Regions from separate parts of the Mus musculus genome. Here region 2 is linked to region 1. A link is a contact called in ENCODE Hi-C or POLR2A ChIA-PET data. All regions are on one chromosome and are shown on one strand. Each heading gives the region's core, a stretch centred on a gene start or an enhancer-like site at or near the end of the contact. The rest is flanking DNA. Distances are from core to core; before and after follow the strand shown.

The links. Hi-C counts contacts between places; a loop is a spot of excess contacts on that map. ChIA-PET counts read pairs that join two places held with the same protein, here RNA polymerase II (POLR2A).
Region 2: a loop to region 1 is called in a map of heart, with 10 times the contacts of the local background. The contact joins the promoter of Spa17 here to the promoter of Ccdc15 in region 1. A Hi-C loop is called at or near these places in 1 of 37 maps with a recorded cell type or tissue (heart). POLR2A ChIA-PET finds 5 or more read pairs at or near these places in 1 of 5 experiments (Patski).

What each region holds. Positions count from the first base shown.
Region 1 is chr9:37,345,320-37,350,441 of GRCm38, reverse strand. It overlaps Ccdc15 (coiled-coil domain containing 15), which reads left to right and starts at 2,085. Exons shown (of 16, transcript NM_001081429.2): 1 at 2,085-2,408; 2 at 2,519-2,704. The coding sequence starts at 2,525.
Region 2 is chr9:37,611,139-37,616,260 of GRCm38, reverse strand. Spa17 (sperm autoantigenic protein 17) reads left to right here and starts at 2,541. Exons shown (of 5, transcript NM_011449.2): 1 at 2,541-2,705; 2 at 4,243-4,425. The coding sequence starts at 4,272. It overlaps Siae (sialic acid acetylesterase), which reads right to left and starts at 2,440. Exons shown (of 10, transcript NM_011734.4): 1 at 2,335-2,440. The coding sequence starts at 2,401.

The sequences.
Region 1 (5,122 bases), core at 836-3,335:
CATGAGGATAAAGTTTAAACAGAAGGCATAATTAAAGAATCCTGGCTAAGGTATGGTTACTGACCCATAATTGTTTCAGCTCCTATCTCCTGCAAGGTGGTCTGATAAGTTATTGGCATTCTGGGACATCTATTTCTGATTTCCAGGAAATAAGTTTCCTATATGGCTAGCACCAGACTTCAGCCTTTTCTTTCTCAAATCATGAGATTTTTTTTTGGGGGGGAGGGAGGTCATAGTGGGGCAATTGTTGTAGCCTCTTAACTAGCCTTTCCCCACTTATTTTTATTTGTCTAATTCTCAAGACAGCATATGGAATTTTTTTTAAAGAAAAAAATTGGTACTCATTAGCTCAGAGTTCTCTGATGGTGCTCCATCTCAACACATTATAGTACTCAACATGCTCTATGTTGAGTACTTGGCATGCTCATCTCCATTCTACCCCTTTCATCCTCTTCTAGTCAGCCTCCTTCACTTCTCCCAGTCAGTCAGTGCTCCCACATTAATGCTCATTCTCTACCCAGAAGACAGTGTGTGTGTGTGTGTTGTATGTGGGGGGTATATAGGTGCCTAGGGAGGCAAAAAGAGGACACTGGATCCACGGAGCTGGAGTTATAGGAGAGTGTGAGCACGTGAGTGCTGGCATATGAACTTTAGTCCTCTGGAAGAGCAGGAAGCAGTCTTAATTAACCATCTCTCCAGCTCCTACCTGGAATCATCCTATACCTGGGTATGATGTTTTGTGACTGTTATTCCAGCCCTTGGGAAGCTGAGGCAGGAGGAACCTGAACTACCTAGGAGATCCCATTAAAAGCTGTGAAACAATCAACTATATACCTAAAACCCTCCCTTGAAGAGTATAAAGGCTTGTTCTATGATCATATATAGTTTCTGTTTAAAAGTAGACTAGTTAAAAAAAGTTGGCAGGGTATATAGTTCTTGACCAGCATGTATGAAGCCCTGGGCTTAACTTCCAGTACTGAGTAAAATGAAATACAAACAAAACTCAAAGATCAACTTCAATTGCCCTAGTGATGTCTTCTCTGGAAATGTCCTATCAATGTCAGTGTAAATTCTCCAATGGATTTTAAATTCTCCAAACAAGGGATCTTTGTTCACTGGGAGTATCTGGAGTAACCAGAAAACATACTGATATATAAAATGCTTGCAATAAGGTATGTTGAAGTAAAGCAGGGTGACACGTGCCTGTAACGGCAGCCATTGGGAAGGCTAAGGCAGGAGGATTGCAAGTTCGAGGCCTGGGCTACACAGTGAGTTCAAGTCCAGCATGGGCAACTTAGTGAGACCCTAACTTAAAAGCAAAATTATTAAGGCAGCTAGGGTTTCCACTGCTGCACTTGCCTAGAATGCCAGAGGCCCTTGGTTCAACCCCCAGCACGAATATACACCTTGAGTAAAATGAGTGTATGTCTTTTGGGTTTAATGAAATATCCCAAGCATTGTTTGGAGTGAGTTGTGATGGTCACACACAAGAACATGTCAAAGGTAATCACGAAATAGCGTTGTAAACCTTAGGGGCTGCATAAAAGCGCAGTCTGGTTGATTGTTGGCTTGGTTTGCTTCTCAAGGATCCACTGGCAACATGTTCTTGCCCAGTGGTTCTCAACCTTCCTAATACTGCGACTCTTTAATACAGTTCCTTATGTTGTGGTGACCTACAACCATAAAATTTGGGTGCGACTTCATAACTGTAATTTTGCTCCTGCTATGAACTGTAATGTAAAATATCTCATTGCAGGATATCTGATATGCGACCCCCAGAGGTAGCGACCCTTAGGTTGAGAACTGCTCTGTCTATTCCCGAGATTTCCTCAGCGGTGAACGCTTACTCGCCTGTTCATCATGTCAGACCTCTCACTTCGAGATTTGAGAAGACTACAGCGCCAGTATCCAAAGAGAGGCCGAGTCTAAGCTCGCTGCCGGATTCAACAACCCGCTCTAGTCCTCCCCAACCAAAGGGCAGGAAGCGGAAGTGACGTAATCCCCGCGCTCGGATTCCCGCCTCCCCAGCCCAAGACGGGTGACAAATGCGGAAGAGGCAGGGCAGGCGTGGGCCCCGGGGTGGCAGTTTGCTGTTTGTCCTTTGCGTAGCAGCCCGCGGAGTTTGAGTCTGTGTGTGAGACGGACCGGATCGCGGCAGGCTCCAGGCTTCACAGGTCTCCTATCCAACTGTTGGAGCCTCACAGGACCCCGCTTTCCTGGCCGGGCTTCAGACGCCCCCCACCTCCTGTGCCCAGGCTTCTTAAGACCCCCGGCTCCTGCCCGGGCCTTAGACTCCCCTCCAGCCCCATGCCGTGGGCCGGCGCTTTTCCACCCGCGGTCATCTCAGACTCAAGCCCTGCCCTTAGCGCCCGCCTATGCTCACCTCTGGGCAGGCTTTCATCTCCCAAGTAAATCCTTGTTTTTTCGTCCTCTCATCTCCGTTCCTTCTAGAAAGTAATTTTTACGCCTTTCCCCCTTGTCTTAAGCCTTGTCCCTCTTTCTCTTTTCTTCTAACCAGAAGTCAATGCCAGGAGGTATGGCGCCCCTCAAGAAGCCTCGGAATCCCACAAAATTGCCCCTGGCTTTAAATCCCACGAAGAGCAAGGACGTTTTGGCAGTGCTGGCTGAGAGGAACCAGGCCATAATACCAGTTGGGGCTTGGGTGGAACCTGCCTCACCAAATTGGTCGGGAATTCCAGCACATGTGAGTGTCAGTTGACCCGGTTACTGTGATCGCTGCCAGCCCTTTTTATTAGCCTTCTCTAAATTTTTGGTACTTAAAGAAAGATGAACTGCTGGAGGATGCTGTTTCCATTCTGATACAGGTTATATTCTTGCGTCAAAATTATACAACAATGATGTGTTTTCCAAAACTTGCTTCATCTTTGGTTGACACAATCAAATATTAACTTAGTTCTTACTACATACCAGCAAGTAGGCTAGTTTACTTCACAAACATGGTTGTTTGCTGTGAATGGCATAGGTACTGTGTACAATTTCCCGACACTGTAACATAAGAAGAATGACAGTTGGTCACTCTTCAAATGTTAAGTAGTTGCTCAGAGTTTATAAGTTTTTAAATGCAGATCCAGGCAAAATGAAAATAAGAAAATAAAAGAAAGAGGTTAATCCTGATAGACTCTGAGGAAGTTGTAAATTCCACGGGGCCAAGGAACTTCTTGTTTATTTTTGTTTTTGGGGTAAACTAGGTCCTTAGGATGTAGTTGTTGAACGAATGAGGAACTATGGTCATTGTCTGTGAAGGAATAGAAATGCTGTACACTCAGGGTAGAAGCATTTCAGATGAAGAAATGCCCTTTCAAAAGTTTACACATGTAAATATTTGATTTAATTTAATTTAATTTTTGATTTAATTTAATTTAATTTAATTTAATGTAAATATTTGATTTATTTACACATGTAAATATTTGATATTTGATTGTAAATATTTGATGTAAATATTTGTTAGTATTTGCTAACAAATGAGAGTGGTTTTGCTAGTTTTTTTTGGCTTTATTTAGTATTTTTTCTTTCTTTTTTTAATTAATTAATTAATTAATTTATTTTTATTACATATTTTCCTCAATTACATTTCCAATGCTATCCCAAAAGTCCCCCATACCCTCCCCCCCTCTTTTTTTTTTTTTTTAAAGACTTATTATTTGTAAGTACACTGTGGCTGTCTTCAGACACCCCAGAAGAGGGCATCAGATCTCATTACAGATGGTTGTGAGCCACTATGTGGTTGCTGGGACTTGAACTCAGGACCTTCAGGAAGAGCAGTCAGTGCTCTTAATCACTAAGCCATCTCTCCAGCCCACAGTTGTTTAGTATTTCAACAAACTGTTCCTTAGCTTTTTGTTCAAATTTTATTGTGCATAGGGAGTAAGTCACGTTCCACACCCCTTGTTTTTAAAATTAAATAATATTGCCTAATGTACATAGTATTTGTGGAATGTAGGAAATATACAATGTTCTTAGAATATACAAGGTACTTAACATGGGTGATTTTAGAGGAGAAACAAGACATTTAAATATTAATTAAGGGTCTTGGAGGTAGCTTACAGGTAAAAATACCTGTGTGCAACCCTGATGAACCTGGAGTGAAGCTGCAGAGATAAGAGAGACCCTGTGTAGCTGGTCTCTGCTACTTTGAGGGTCCTTCTTTCTTTCACCCTTCTCCATCCCTTCTTTTCTAACCTTTCAACCCCCTGACACTAGATAGCAACAACAAGGAAAAGGATAGGGGAGAAAGGAAAGAGACCCCTGAGTAAAGTCAGGAGTTAGAAGGGGTCAGCGTTATTGCTAGACTACTTTCTGCTGATTGGAGTCCCTTGTGGCAAGTTTGATCTTTTGTCATTAGGATATCTAATTGCTTCTTGTCTCTTCTTTGAACACAACTACTTAACCCAAAACAACAACTAACCAACGACCCAGAAGGCCTCTCTGGGCCCTAGCATTTGTATACCATATATGCCCTTGGTCTGCGTAGGGTGTTCATTACAAGTCAGACATAGTTAAGACCTTGTCTCAAACGAAACAACCCCAAAACATGGACGCCCCCAATTATAAATGTTAATATGCAATATAGTAAGTTAATTTTATTTATGTTCAGTGTATATAGTTACACAGTCATTGATTTTTGCCTACTTTGCTACCTTTCAGGAAGGAACTTAAAAGTTGGACTGCATGTGATGAAGTGCTAAGAATAATATCTCTCTTAATCAAAGAAGAAAGATATGACTGGGTTGGTTGGGAAAGTTTAAAAGTTTAAAAGACTCTGGATAAGTAGATATGAGCTGACTCTCCTATTACGGGGATTGGAGACAGTAGGAAATAAGGAAGTCGCTGTTAGATGGTGGGTTAGATTGGTTGGAGGGGAAGGTTTAGTGGAAGGATGGAGGTTGACAGGATTTGAAGATAAGGGGAGTAGGAAGCTATAGAAAGTCGTGGGAAAACTTTATTCACTATTTAATATTTATAGGTAAGTTCCATAAACAAGCTGTTTTGATTAGATTAATTGCTTCAAAGTTTTAAGGGCTAGGGAGAGATTAGGGTTAGAGTTAGATTGAGAGGAACAAATTAGAATAAATTAAGACAATTTAGACATGTGGTATAACAT
Region 2 (5,122 bases), core at 1,292-3,791, 270 kb before region 1:
TGTTGATGATGATGTAATTTTGTTGATTGGTTTTGTTTGTTGCTTTTTGTCTTTGATGACCTGGTTTACCACACTTACGACTGTGAAAATGTTTCCTTTCCAGTAAGCTCAGATAAGTCAGGAGACAAAAATACGATCGTGGAGAGACAGAAGGTTAAAAATCTCTGAGAAAAAGTCTTGTCACCATTTCACAAGCAAAGAAAAGAGGAGGCACACTTGCATATTGGATTCTGTGCTAAGAATCACTAACAAGACTGAATAAGAATTCACTTTAACGAGATCTTTTCTATTTTTAACTCATAGCCTATATCGGAGAACTTTTTAAATAACAAGCATTGATCCAAATGATCCCAGTGAGCTCATAGAAATTTAAGTAGGAAAATCATAAAATCATCCCAATTTGTCTCAGCAGGGGAGAGTTTTTAAAAATCCTACAAAGAAAATATTTTACAAAATTAAGGGCTTTTTGGTTTGTTTTGGTTTGGTTGGTTTTTGGTTTTTTGTTTTTAATAAAAGTGATAGACAGGGAAGAGAATTAGAATTAACAAAGCTGACATTTTCCTTGCTGAAAGCTACAAAAGATGGCAGGCCCCTTAGGCTATACTTAACAGGGCAGTCGAGCTAATGGGGGTCCCCTCACAAGCTTGGTGGCCTATTAATACTGCTTTTTAAGTTACAGGCTAACCCTAAAAATCCTCAGTTTTCTTTCTCACTCCGGAGCTAGTTCGATCAGGAAGCCTACATGGCAATCAAGGATTATCCGGAAAGCTTAACAACCTCAAGAAGCATGTACCATGAGCAAAATACTCTGGAACCACAACATCCCAGAATTGCATAAGCAGGATGGCAGCCTGCTGGGGAAACCGGGAGGCATATGTGTGGGAGGGCCCTGTCTTGGGTAGATACAGAACAAAAGCTGAAAAGTAAACGCATAAATAAGAGCTAAGCAAAGAGAAGACTTGAGTTGGAAGAACAGAGTGAAGAAAATATTCCTTACATGGGCAACAATGTTGCAGTCCATAGGATGGGGAATGCCTTCCCAAGCCCTTCTGTGTTTGCCAACATTCAGTTATAGAAGCTCTTTGTGAATGGATTTATGGTGAGAAAAAAAAAATTTAGAGGTGGAAATTATCTTTATAATAAACGTGTTAATTGTGTTACTACCGATGAAGAGATATAACCTAACCACATTACCCATCAAGGGACTAGAGCACAAATAGATTAAGCAATTTTAAAGAATAATTAGAACAGCTATGAATTCAATGAATATCTCTTTAATGATACCTAGTACTTTACACATTGAGACTGCAACCCTGGAAGGAAAAATAATTCCAATAGTAGATAAAAATTCTTGCTGCCAAGGATCTTACAATCTACTAGGAGCTTACTCGTGTAGCAGAGTTCTTAAGAAAGAAGACAGTAATGTCCTTGACAGGCCTCAGAAGGTAGTTTATGACAGAATGAGAATCAACGTCATCTAATTCCAAAGGAATTGCAATTTCATTTTTGCTGTGAGGATAATGGTAATGGGACCACAAATTCCTAGCACTCCAGCCAAGAGCTTTATCACTGAGCTATATTCTCATCCCCCCCCCCAAATTTCATTTATTGACAGTCTATGGATGAGGTCCACTCTTTCAGTGATACAAAGAAAAGAAGGGTGGGTGGCTCCAGCAGTAACCTTTTACTTTAAGTGAATAGATTCCTATCTTTTGATATCTCCATGCAGAGGGCAATGTCCAGCTCAGGTTAGTCAGATGACAAGCTCTGACCTGCACAATGGCCAGTGTGAAATAGCTCCCTCTCCAGTGTGATGAGTCTTACCCCTCCACTAGTATCTCTTAGGCTGTATCAAAATTCAGAGCTGAACCTTAAATTATTCTGAGCTAGTGAGGGGGTTGTATTTCTTAGCCCTAATAACCACTTAGAAACTAGTAAAATTTAATTCCCTCAAGGCACCCATCCCGACAGAAGCCCTCCCCAAGGGCACTACTGAGGGGGCAGGTGTTGAAGTATTTTGGATGACTCAGACACCTGTTTCCAAATATTATCTAACTAAGCTTCGCCCCCTTCTCTTTGAGCTCTCCTCAAGGCTTCGGTCTGGGGACTCTGGAGCCTATTCCAATGGGTAAACCGAAGTCTCTCCCTGCCTCCTATGCTGCAAATGAGGTACCCTGCATGAAAAAGGCAGTAGATGGGCCCAACAGTACCTTGAGCCAGAACTAGGTGCGAAAAGTCCAGTTCTGACTCAAACCAGACCTTTAAAGGGGACGCATGCCATGATCCTGCAGAAGATCTGAAAGGCAAGGGTCCGGCACAGCTGTGACACCTCACCTGCACTTCTGCTGACTCGCGCGATTATGAGCAGCACTATCCCAAACACAGGCCCCGGGGAAACCATGTTTGTGAAGATCCTGATTAACCCGCCGAATTCAGGAAGAGCCCCTATGCGGGGGCGGGGACAGGGCAGAGGCGTGGTCTTGCGTAGTGGGCGGGGCCTGGGAGGGTCTACCTATCGGGCCCCACCCTCAAGCCTTCAGTACGCGAAACCATCAGCGGCGCGGCGCGGCGCGGCGCAGGGCGCTCCCCTCCCGGCCTCCGTAGTTAAAAAAAAAAGAAAAAAGAAAAAAGAAAAAAAAAAACGGTTACCCAGCAACGAGATAAAACACTGGAACCATCCGCACCAGCTTGAAGAGAAAGAAGAGGTGAGGCAGTTTCCCCCACTCCCTCTCCAATGTGGAGGCTTCGCCATTTTCCTTCGTGCCGTAGTCTCTCCGCATCTCCAATACTCCCGCAACTCCTGGACCAGACAGAGAGCCTGGCAAGCCCTTTCTCGGAGAATCTGGAACGCTAGGTCTTTGGCGTCCCGCCCACGGTTTGACCTGCTTCCCCTCGACAGCCTGTCCTCCCCCGCCCGGTTCAGGGCTTTACACAGCTCTCAAGATTCGATATCTAATCTGCTGTTTGTGGCCAAAAGAGAGAAAGGGAAGAGACTCCACAGGTTAGGCCTTGTTAAACCTCTAGTCCTCCAGCCTCGACCCCAACCAGCGCCGCCTTTGTGCTTCTTGGGGGAGGCAGAGGGAGCACACGCCCAGACCCGAAGCTCTCTTTTCTCAATAATCAAATCCTATGTCAGCCACCTTTAAGCCAGTCCTCGAATAATAAGATAAAAGAAGGCCTGAGAAAACCAGAAAATAAGATTCCCCAAACATCAAAAGCTGACTCCCAAATACACGACCTCCCCTTTCACAATCCCTCATCAGAAAGCAGAGGCACTTGAGAACATGCTTCAAAAGTTGGGGCTGAAAAACAAGTGAAACTATTCAACAAATTATAATAATTTCTAGAACGACTAGATTTTTGTTTGCTTGCTTGCTATTTGTTTGATTTTTGGGTTTTTGAGGCAGGGTTTCTCTGTTTAGCCCCTGGCTGTCCGGAAACTCACCCTGTAGACAAGGCTGACCTTGAACTCACAAAGACCCACCTACCCTTGCCTCCCAAGTACTGCACTTGAAATAGTTTCTTCTCAGCAATGTAAAGGGGATTGTTTATACCAGCTTCTCAGCAATCATTGTCTCTTCAATACTGTGGGCTTGCAACATCTACCCTCACCTCTTAAGGACAGAAAAACAAAGTACTTAATCTAGTGAAAACTGTGGTTCTCTAACTTTGAAAATATGTATTTGTCTAATTTAATGGATCTGGATTTATGATACTATAATTCACAAAGCATAGTGTTTATCCACCAGGCTGGCTCTAATCGCCGCACTTGGGAGACAGAGGCAGGTAGATCTCTGAGTTAGAGGGCAGCCTGGTCTACATAGTTACAGAACAGCCAGAGCTATGTTGAGAGACTCTGTCTCAGAAAACAAACAAAATAGTTCAGTGGTAGAATTCAAAACTCTAGGAGAAAAGGATAGACGTGGTGGGGTGAATTTGGTGTTCATTTATTTAGTATGTGCATGTGTATGGGCACGGCCTCCATGATGTCGTCAGCCTATGGAAGTCAGAGAACATTTTGTGAGAGTCAGTTCACTTCGGCCACAATAGGATGTGCGTGGATTTGATTCAGATCTACTGAGATAGAGAGAGCACCAGGACCTAGATTGTGTGACTTTTTTCTTTTTAAAGTCCAAAATATGGTATGTGTGTTTGAGAAATGATTTGAGTCGTGATAGTGAGTTGGTTTGTGAAACTTGTGATTATATAATTTAAATTAGGCACTTTTTACTGAATCTTTAGGTACCATATAGGCAATTCTTTCCGAGGAGATGTCGATTCCTTTCTCCAACACCCACTACCGAATTCCACAAGGATTTGGAAATCTTCTTGAAGGGCTGACACGGGAGATTCTGAGGGAGCAACCGGACAATATACCAGCTTTTGCCGCAGCGTATTTTGAGAACCTTCTAGAGAAAAGAGAGAGTAAGCTCTTTTAAAAAAAAAAATAGGAATTTTAAAATAAACTAAGCATTTCATTATGGTAAAACTTAAGATTGAGGAATATACATGTCTTCAGCCTGTGACCACCATGTACGTGCAAACACATATCTAGCACTACACACACACACACACACACACACATACACACACACACACACACACACACACGGGAGCATGAAAACATACACACATACAAAAAAGAAAAAAAGAACATTAAAAATCATGGTCATTGTGCAGAAAGCCTTTATAAGGCCAGTGGTTGCAAGTACGGCTCTTACTGTTTGCAACAGGCTGTGACAGTTCAGTACCCTGCCATTCTCTCTGTATTTCTCACAGATGCAGTATGGAAGGACCCTATTCTCAGGCAACCCTGCTAGCTCACTGCCTGTTCTTCCTGAGAGGATAATTTGCAGTTTTCTTTAAATTTTGATTCTTCTCATTTGAAAGTATCATAAGTGTTATAAAAATAATTTAACACTCCCTAGATTAAATAAACCGGGTTTCGCTGGGGTATATGAAACTGTTCTTCAACGAAGGCACAGAAACAAACTGCTTTGGCAAGTGAATTGCCAGCTGGGAAGGTAATTTACATTCTATGTACTTTCCAGGTCCCATCCTGCACAGAGACTAAGGTTCATGCTAGCAGTGACTTTGATTTTAAGCCAAAGTGAAGTTCCTA